Regions from separate parts of the Homo sapiens genome. Here region 2 is linked to region 1. A link is a contact called in ENCODE Hi-C or POLR2A ChIA-PET data. All regions are on one chromosome and are shown on one strand. The core of a region is the stretch at or near the end of the contact, and the rest is flanking DNA. Distances in the headings are between cores, read along the strand shown. Region 1 has its middle 43 kb from the start of BPGM. Region 2 overlaps CALD1 (caldesmon 1).

Region 1 (4,932 bases), core at 168-2,667:
GCAAGACCCTGTCTCAAAACAGAAACAAAAACAAACTTGTCTGAGTAGTTCTCAGACAATCAGTGTATCAAAATGGCAAAGCAGAATTTCAGAAGGACAGAAAAACAGTATTTGTTTCTACAGTATATTAAGAAGGTGATAAATGTTTTTAAAAGTATACAGAAATGTCAAGAGTTTTGTCATGGTCCCAGGGTTACAGAAAGACAATGACCTTCCTTTATGTGGCAATAACAGGGGTTATAACAGTTTTTAAAAACATTTCATAAGCAGTGAATATTTACTGATCATTCATGTTTCTCCTGGAATTCAACGCTTAATCAATATACAGGGTCTACCTTTTGGTTTCTGTAAAAACAAAAATCACCCAAGCTTAGGTTTTTTAATTGTCTTAGTAACATTATCAAACTCTAATCATCACCTGAGACACACATTTAAGGTTCTACTTTTTTTTTATAATAAACTGTAATGACTTCCACAGGTTGGTTCTCTGCAGTTTGGATTTCCACGTCCAGATATGGTCTGATCAAATGTTAAGTTTGCTGGCTGAGTTCTCGGCACCATGACTTTGCAGATGCACCTTGCTCACCCTGTCTTTAGATTTGGGATTTTGACTTTTGTTTGTACAAGATACATCGTTGTCACTCTCTCCCACCAAGGCCAGGGCTGTGGACTCTTGGAGGAGAGCAGGCTTGTGAGAATCAGAAACAGCCACATGTCCCCAGCTCATTCTTTCTCTTAAGAACCTCTTTTCCTGGTGCTAGTTATTGTAAAAAAAAAAAAAAAAAAAAAAAAAGTCCCAAAAAAGTTATTTTAAAAAAGTCCCACATCTCCCATGTATACTCTTCAGAAGAAACCACATGCCAAGTATTTTCTTAAAAGTACACAATCAGAAAATTAGTAAATTGGTAAAGTTAGAAACTACAACCCTTCCTAAAGTATTAATATTCCCACATCTGCCAAAAATAAAGTTCCCCCTCTTCTGCTTGCCTCTCAGATAATTTAACGTCAGAAGAGGCTTTTTCTGAACCCTATACTTTTTCTTGGCAACAATTTGGAGCTAGCCCTAAAGGCACTGGAACTCTTGAATCTGCTTCCTTAATTTCTGCTTCAGCTCTCAGAGGGAACAAGTGATCTTGGGAAAATACAACTTTCGGCTCCTTTTGTCTCCTCTGATTCCAACACTAAAGGGGCAGCTTCTGTCCGTTTAGCTTCACTTGATTTATTTATAAACAAACAGTTAATATTCTAAAGCAGAAAATCCTGCTGCAATTGGCGTGTCCTAATGTTTTGTAACTTAGTTCCGTTCTACCCACAAGCCGGAAACCAAGCATCCAGACAAGGACTTTAAACACTTGCTTCATCGTCATATTATCAGCTGCAATTTCACCCATTATGCATTCACTAGGTACAAAGCAGCACACTCATAGCGGCAAGCTCTACCACCTGAAAAACTAACAGCTTTGTCTCACTGGAGCCCTGCCCTTTTTCTGTGCAAGATGTGAGCTAGGGCTGGTAGAAAAGGTAACTCCAAGGCTAGCATGCAGCCGTAGGCTTCAGGCTGCAGGAGAAGGGATGTGGCTGATTTAGGAGGTTTAGCATGTGCCTGCCAGTCTAGAAGTGGAACCAAACGCATGTTCGCTGCTTGCGGAGTCTAATTAACAAGAGCGAGGTCTGGTAGAAAGAAAGTGACTTTATTAACCAACACTAGTAAAGGGGAAGCTGCTGGATTCCTCCTATCCAAAGGAACTGCTTTGTATCTAGCGGGGAAAGCAAGAGTTCAAAATGGGAAAACTTGGTAAGGAAGGCATGCAGGAATTGTGCTGATTCCAATGCCTGTGTGTCTTGCTCTGGTGGCTGTCTTGGGTCCCAGGCCACCTGGATCTCAGGCTGGCATCATCTTAACAATGGCTGGGTTGTTGACTAGTCACCTTGAAGTCATCTCTGGAATTCTGTAGCGGGGTCTCCAGACTTGGTCTGCCTAAAAATTAGCCCCATAATAATTATGTGCCTTTAGACACTAGCATGCAGTTAGATAAATGTGAAGGGACTATATTCGGTGAGAAAGAGGGACGTGGAGTCCATTTTAAGGCTAAGGAAAAAGGCTTCTGCAGTTTGCTTCAAGGTTATATGTTGAAATCCAAGAGAAAGGAAAAAAAACGTTTAAAATGCATTTTGAAGTTAAGTTGCCTAGTTACAGAATCATAGACTCGAGGCTGGTGGGGCCCAGAGGCACTGGAGGTCTTCTAGATCTTCAATATTACACACAGTCTGGCTAATGTTTAAACACCTCTAGGGATCAGGAATTCACTTCCCAACGAATATTTAGGAGAAAATCTTGTGTTTAGCAAGTCTTTCTTAACGTGCAGCTAAAATGCCATCTTCCTTTATCCTCCATTTGTAGATCTCAATTCTGCATGCAGTGACGGCACGGAACGGGTCTTTTCCTATTCCTAATGAAAGCCCTCCAAATATTTGATATAGGTCTTATATTCCTATGTTACACCCAATTGTTTTTGATGAATACCCCCAATTAATGGATACAGTTCAAATTCCACAAATTAAATTCATTTTTAAATTCAATTTATTAAAAATTGATTTATTAGTTTACTAATATTGATACATCAATTAAATTACATAACCTCAATTAATACAGTTCCAAATGGATGTGTGTTTAATACCCTTGGCTTTAAGAGAGAGAGAGAAGGCCGGGCACGGTGGCTCACGCCTGTAATCCAAGCACTTTGGGTGGCTGGGGCGGGTGGATCACGAGGTCAGGAGTTCAAGACCAGCCTCGCCAAGATGGTGAAACTCCGTGTCTACTAAAAATACAAAAATTAGCTGGGCGCAGTGGCAGGCACCTGTAATCCCAGCTACTCAGGAGGCTGAGGCAGGAGAATTGCTTGAACCAGGCGGCAGAGGTTGCAGTGAGCTGAGATCGCACCACTGCACTCCAGCCTGGGCGACAGAGCTAGACTCCGTCTTAAAAAAAAAAAATAACAAGAGAAAGACAGGAGGCTCCAGCTGAATCTTTTAGGCTGTCAGTACCTTAGTAGGGTCATTTTGAGACCAAGGTCCAGTCTACAGTTTTTGACATTTAAAAAATTATTTCTAAAAATGTATTTTTGTTAGTCCACTCAGGAATAATATCGGGGATGATCCATAATAATCTAGTCATTAAAAAACTGATAAATATAGTAGAATCTTACATAACTATTCAGAGAGATATATCCATCAAGCCGACTGAAACATATGTGCACCTGCCTGCTGGTCATATATGATCTTTTCAGTAGCCAGAAAACCTTTGAAAATGATTTGCATATCAGAAGAGTGATTATAATAAATAACTTAAGCCTGAGGCACTTACCATCTTGATTGATCCTAAGGACAGAGCACACTGCCATATGCCTGCAGCCCAGTGGGTAGATCCTCTTTTGATAGTTGTGGAGGGAGATTCTCATAAATTCTGGATGAATGATTCTTCCCTTTCAATATTCATTATCAGACATACAAGTCTTCCATCATCTCTGTATTTGGCAGTATGTGTAGTGGCTATGAGGCTTGTCTCTAGAGTAAGTATTTATCAAATGAAGGACTGAATACACAAACCACATGCCACCGGGATAGGATAAAGTCAGTTGAAGTTTAATGATGGGAGCATATTTTGCTGGAGTATAGTTTGAAAGCATTGCCTTTCCAGATAAAATTTGTAAAAGACGTCACCTCAGGCTCCTTCCTATGGTTTAGAAAACACTCCAGTTAGTAATGTTTGTAACATCTTTTGGGGGAGTAAGTTGATTCAGAGATGAGATACAGGATATCCATTTTTATTACTTTCTATTGAAGAGGGTGGAATTTCTATCTTCTCCATCCGACTGGGTACACCTACCCGGAAAGACTCTGTAGCTCCTATGCTCTTTCTACAGTAGAGAAGGGCTTCAGAGAGGACAGGATGGATGACCTCAGCCCCCCAGATAAAGGAGGATGTGAGCTCAACTGCTGCAGTTGGGGAAGCTGAAATGTGGTAAGGGATTTCAGGGAGTGGGGAAGGCTTAGAATACTTCCATGAGGAATCCCCTAAGAAGTTCATGAAGAATGAAAGTTGAACATTGAAGTCACCACTGAGGTTACATATCACATATTTAGAATTAAGTCACTGTGCAGACTTTTGTAATTTTCTGCCAAGCACCTGGCTGCCCAGAGAAAGAGAGATAAGAAGGTTGATTTTTTTTTTGTCTTTTTTCTTGTTTCCTTTTTGTGGAGAACAGGGTCTCGCTATATTGCCCAGGCAGGTCTCGAACTCCTGGGCTTAAGCTATCCTCCCGCCTCTTGTCTCCCTGAGAGCTGGGATTACAGGCGTGAGCCACCATGCCTGGCCAAGAAGTTTGATTTTATCTAGTGCTGGGAATTGCCTAAGTACAAAGGATTCCAGGAGGCCTAGTGACATTAACTGATCTTTAAATAGAAAATCGTTAAGGGTTGTTTAGCAGGAAATGTTTCAAAGCAGGGGAAAGGCTACCCATGTAGACAGATAGGAGATGATTATAGACAATTAACCTGAGAGTAACCTGTCATCTCCCCAATGGCTGAGGTCTCACCATTTCTCTGGTTTACACTTGCATGGGGCTTAAGATCTTCTTGGCCCCAGCTGACTGACCTCCCTGTATTATTTGCTATTGTTTGTTTAATTCCACTATTGTCTTACCCCTTCAAACTTCAGGCTTTCATTATAAATATTAATAATCTGACTTGGTGCCCAAGCTGGGGGACAGTCTAGTTGGGGCTCTGCTGCCACCTAGTGGTCTTTAGTCGCTTCGCATGTCTATGGTGTCTAGGCTACGAAGGGGGCAAGTGAAACCAAGAGACGGCTTGAATAGAAGCATTCAAGGGGTCTGGAGTTCACGACGAGGGTAAACAGAAAAAATTATGAGGTAC
Region 2 (5,216 bases), core at 1,237-3,736, 250 kb after region 1:
TGTGTGATGTTCCCCTCCCTGTGCCCATGTGTTCTCATTGTTCAACTTCCAATTATGAGTGAGAACATGCGGTGTTTGGTTTTCTGTTCTTGTGTTAGTTTGCTGAGAATGATGGTTTCCAGCTTCATCAATGTCCCTGCAGAGGACATGAACTCATCCTTTTTATGGTTGCATAGTATTCCATGGTTTATATGTGCTACATTTTTTTTAATCCAGTCTATCATTGATGGACATTTGGGTTGGTTCCAAGTCTTTGCTATTGTGAATAGTGCTGCAATAAACATACGTGTGCATGTGTCTTTATAGTAGAATGATTTATAATCCTTTGGGTATATACCCAGTAATGGGATTGCTGGGTCAAATGGTATTTCTAGTTCTAGATCCTTGAGGAATTGCCACACTGTCTTCCACAATGGTTGAACTAACTTACACTCCCACCAACAGTGTAAAAGCATTCCTGTTTCTCCACATCCTCACCAGCATCTGTTGTTTCCTGACTTTTTAATGATCTGCATTGAATATTTTTATTAAAGTTCTCATTGGGATGATGGTTGTAGAGTCTCAGCCACTCTTGATTGTATCTGAATTTAAATATAATGCAGAAGACGACAGGACTTATAATGCAGCTGAATATGTAGGGGCCTTTTGTTTAATGACACACTCACATTCATTTGGCCATACACGCTACTGAAGGTCACGGCGGGATGGGCTAAACTAACCATCTCTATTTTCTCAATTTAAGGTGGTCAGCTACATCTGTCATATAGCTGGCCCGGATTAATGTCATAGCACAGGGCCATAGCTTAGGATTTTTTTCCCCTCAAATGAGTAACTCATTCCTGGTGGGATAAATCTGTGACTTTAGCCTTATTAGCAAGAAATTCTGGCCCACGAAGCTATCTGGTAAAGGCAGTGTGATATGGTTTGGATTTGTGTCCCTGCCAAATCTCATGTCGAATTGTGATCCCCATTGTTGGAGGAGGGGCCTGGTGGGAGGTGATTGGATCATGGGGAAGGATTTCCCCCTTGCTGTTCTCGTGATACTGAGTGAGTTCTCACAAGTTATGGCTGTTTAAAAGTGTGCAGCACCTCCCCCACTCTTTCTTCCTCCTACTCCCGCCATGTCAGGCATGCCTGCTTCCTGTTTGCCTTCCACTATGATTGAAAGTCTCCTGAGGCCTCCCCAGCCATGTTACTCATACAGCCTGCAGAATCATGATCCAATTAAAGTCTTTTCTTTATAAATTACACAGTCTCAGATGGTTCTTTATAGCAGTGCAAGAGCAGACTAATGCACAGTGCAAGGATCTAGGGTCAGAAAGGTGTTTTGGTGCTCAACAGACCTATGGCTTAATGTCCACGTTCACTTGTCCAGTGGTCAATGCAGATCTTTCTGGTGATCAAGCACAATATGAATACTCTCACTTGAGGGGTACGAAGGTGGATTCATTTGCTCCATTTTTCTTTGGCTTCCTGTGTAGATGGAATTGAAATGGGAATGATATGTGCATTCCAAAGGATCTCAAGAGAAATGCTCATTCGTTTACAAGAGGTGCAATCCCACAATAGTTTCTTGCTTTGTATACTTGAAAACATTCCCAAAGAAACAAAGTTGGATGCAGAAAAGATATTGGGAGAAAAGAAAAATAATACTCCAAATTCTGAACAATTCTACTTTAACATGTTGATCTGTCTGCCAGCTGGCCACAGGGTTGACTACTTGTAATATATACTTTTGGTAGGCCACATGTAGTTCTTGGAACTGTTTATATTCGGCTGCAGAAACTTAATTATTCTAAAATTGGCAGAGTGATCTTTGGTTACTTAATACAAAATTGCTTAGTCATCTTTAAACATAGTGTGGACAGCTTTTGTTTAAGTGTGAAAAATTAGGAATTGCAAATGTACTCCAAAGAGATTTTAGGTCAGGGAGAAAAACAAGAAAGTATCATTCTTTCAAGATATTTAGCCCGGTGGTTGCCACATGTTTTAATTTGACAAGCTAGGTAACTGTCGAGTTGAAGTCCTTGATTACAAGTATTTTTCCATTTTCTTTGTAGATATTGTCAGAAGTAGAAAGCTGTTGCTGCTGCTTCTTAGATGGTATTCTAATCCTACACTCTGCAAAGTATAGGTTTTTCAGCAAGAGTGTGAGGAACTCTAACATCAGCTGCTGGAACAGCTTTCTTGTTCTACGAAGCGAACAAGGATGCCATTTCAAGCTGGTTGTCACAAAGATCCTCCTTTTGCCTCTTTTGGTTTGAATCCTCGAACTGTTGCCTTCCACGTATAGTACAGAGCTATAGTGCTTTAGCGAGGAAACAGGCAGGCAGAGTGAGCTTCTGCATTTTTTAAAGTCTAAAGTGGCACCGGAAGTTTCTAGTTTTTCCAGGAATGCCCATGGCAACCTCACACTTTTCCTGTGATCTGGGCTGGGGCTCCTAAGAGAGATGGTGAGAAAAGATAAAAGTCCTGTAGCCAATGGGTAGCCACGCGAGGCCTGGGAAGGGTAGGTTCCCAAGCAAACCTCCAGAACGGTGCCTTATGTTTCTAATTACTGAGCATGGTTAGAGAGCAAAATCAGGCAACAGTTTTTTTAGACTGATGGAAACATTTAATTGGCTCTGAATGTCAGTGTTTTCTAATTATGATAGAGGGGTAGCAAGAAGTTTCCAAAGGCTGCGGAAATTTGAAGTGTATCAGCTGAATTCTGATTCTCTTCTTTTCTTATTCATCCTGTCTTCTTTTTCTTTCAACATCCAAGAACAAACCTATTCCCTCAGTTAAATGCCTAATACTCCTCTTCCTGAAATCGAAATGTCTCTCTAAGACCAAGTTCTTTTCCACTAGAGAAAAACAACCACAACTACAAATCAGAATATAAAATAGAGTTCCATAGTAAACCACCACCATTCCCAAGGTTACTAAGAGCTCAGCCAGAGAAACAGCCTTTTGATAACGTCTTAGCCAAGTTCATTTGTTTAACAACTAAGTTCAACAAATAAACACTGCCCTGGCATCTGTTCCAACTCAACAAGTGTGAGCCTAATGCGGAGTATAAGAAAAACAGTCAGTTAAGAACTTTGAGGGATCACGAAAGACAGTAATCATTTCTAAGAGATAACAACCTTTTACAGAAGACAAATATGTACTTGGTAATTAAAATACAAGCTATAGACTAAGTGCTCCAATAGAAATACAACATGGGTATCAGTACAAACTCAGGCTATTGAGTCAGTTGTTCAAAGATCCTATGGTTTTGCGCTATTCTTTTTTTTTTTTTTTTTTTTTTTTTTTGGAGACAGAGTCTCGCTCTGTCACCCAGGCTGGAGTGCAGTGGCGCGATCTCGGCTCACTGCAAGCTCCGCCTCCCGGGTTCACGCCATTCTCCTGCCTCAGCCTCTCCGAGTAGCTGGGACTACAGATGCCCGCCACCACGCCCGGCTAATTTTTTGTATTTTTAGTAGAGACGGGGTTTCACCGTGGTCTTGATCTCCCGGCCTCGTGATCCGCCCGCCTCGGCCTCCCAAAGTGCTGGGATTACAAGCGTGAGCCACCGCGCCCGGCCAGTTTTGTGCTATTCTTAAGCAGGCCCCAACTGTGAGCCATTCCCTACCTGAGGAAAAGTCCAGGTATCCCCAAACTAATAAATGAGTGAAACTGCTATCTAAATGACTCATTACTATCTAAATTACTATCTAAATATAAAGAAAGAGGAAGCAATCTAAGTACTTTTCAACTTATTATTTATCTGTAAATATATATGCTTAAATTATATGTCTGTTACATCCAAGGGACATAGCAGATAACATCCTTTAGTTGGGTTTCAAACCTTTCCACCTTGGATTATAAACTTCTAGAAGGTAGTTTTTAACCTGCTTTGCAGTTCCAGAATACAGTAAACACACTTGATGATCATGATGAATAGAAGTCAAATAATTCACTAGAGAATAATTAGTCCCTGATCAGTAACAGCTTGTCCTTCACATACAAAAATACTGCTATTAACAAAGCACCTCTAGAACACACCTTTGAATTGTTTTCAGCACTATAAATGGATTTGCATCCTGCCATCTAAGCTATCCTACTTTATATTAGCAAGATAGCTGGCCAAGGCTCTGTATCACTAAACTGGAAGTGTTAGTTGAACAAACCAGTCACAAAAAGCAGGCACATGAGTTGCTGACTTTTTTTTTTTTTTAGCTGAGTAGTTCAGCAAGTCCAGAAGGCCATGCACAAGTTAAACTACTTTTATGTAAAATATGGTGATCTCTGCAGCATGTTTACAACTGGGAAAGGCCCATGGCTTCTGAACTTTCATTCCATGTGAACCACTCTTGGGCCTTGTTACTTAACTTGAAGTGTGATCTTTCTTCAGCCAGTGTCTCAGCTTCTTTTGTATTTGCCAAGCATTTCACTTTCTCAGTTGCAAGTGCCCAGTCACAGCTAGATTGCCCCCATCCAAAAAGCCTCCATAGGAAAATGGAGAGAGTACCAATGAGGGAATTATGAGAGCACAGCCATGCTTTGAGATGCTGACCCATACAACACCCCACAACTTACCACATCTTTTCTATGAGATTGTAAGGTCTTTGAAGACAGAAACCATATCTAACATACCTTCATGTCTCTGAAGTGCATAGCATTACTTCACTCAGTACAATCATTTCATATTAGGAGTTGAAAGATCTCTTTTTTTTTTGAGACAGTCTTGTTATGTCACCAGGCTGGAGTGCGGTGGCATGATCTCGGCTCACTGCAACCTCCACCTCCCAGGTTCAAGCGATTCTCCTGCCTCAGCCCCTTGAGTAGCTGGGACTACAGGTGTGCGCCACCACACCCAGCTAATTTTTGTAATTTTAGTAGAGACAGGGTTTCACCATGTTGGCCAGGATGGTCTCAATCCCCTGACCTTGTGATCCACCTGCCTCGGCCTCCCAAAGTGCTGGGATCACAGGTGTGAGCCACCACGCCCAGCCAGGAGTTGGAAGATCTTATAGTAGAGCTGTCCAGTAGAACTTTCTGCAGTGATGAAAACATTCTCTGCACCGTCTTATATGGGGGCCACTAAACACATAATGGCTACTGAGCTCTTGAAATGGGACTGGTGAAGCTGAGGAACTGAATTTTAAATTTTATTTATTTTCAATTTAAATGACCTCGTGGCTGGTGGCTACCATATTGGACAGCATAGCCTTAGAATCTTAAAAAATATA

The links. A loop is a pair of places that touch in the nucleus more often than their neighbours do. ChIA-PET counts read pairs that join two places held with the same protein, here RNA polymerase II (POLR2A). Pooled maps may share reads with other maps.
Region 2: POLR2A ChIA-PET joins it to region 1 with 28 read pairs in Panc1. The contact joins two enhancer-like sites. A Hi-C loop is called at or near these places in 1 of 168 maps with a recorded cell type or tissue (mammary epithelial cell) and 7 of 50 pooled maps. POLR2A ChIA-PET finds 5 or more read pairs at or near these places in 4 of 52 experiments (GM12878, Panc1, WTC11 and 1 more).

Annotation. Positions count from the first base shown.
Region 1 is chr7:134,601,719-134,606,650 of GRCh38, forward strand. No RefSeq gene overlaps it. Among named protein-coding and RNA genes, the nearest start is that of BPGM, 43 kb to the right of the region's middle. Within about 2 kb of position 1,418, at least 5 of the 41 ENCODE cell types and tissues checked have a DNase peak (open chromatin) inside an H3K27ac peak, as active enhancers do.
Region 2 is chr7:134,853,889-134,859,104 of GRCh38, forward strand. All of the region lies in intron 2 of CALD1 (caldesmon 1), which reads left to right. Among named protein-coding and RNA genes, the nearest start is that of CALD1, 77 kb to the left of the region's middle. Within about 2 kb of position 2,487, at least 4 of the 41 ENCODE cell types and tissues checked have a DNase peak (open chromatin) inside an H3K27ac peak, as active enhancers do.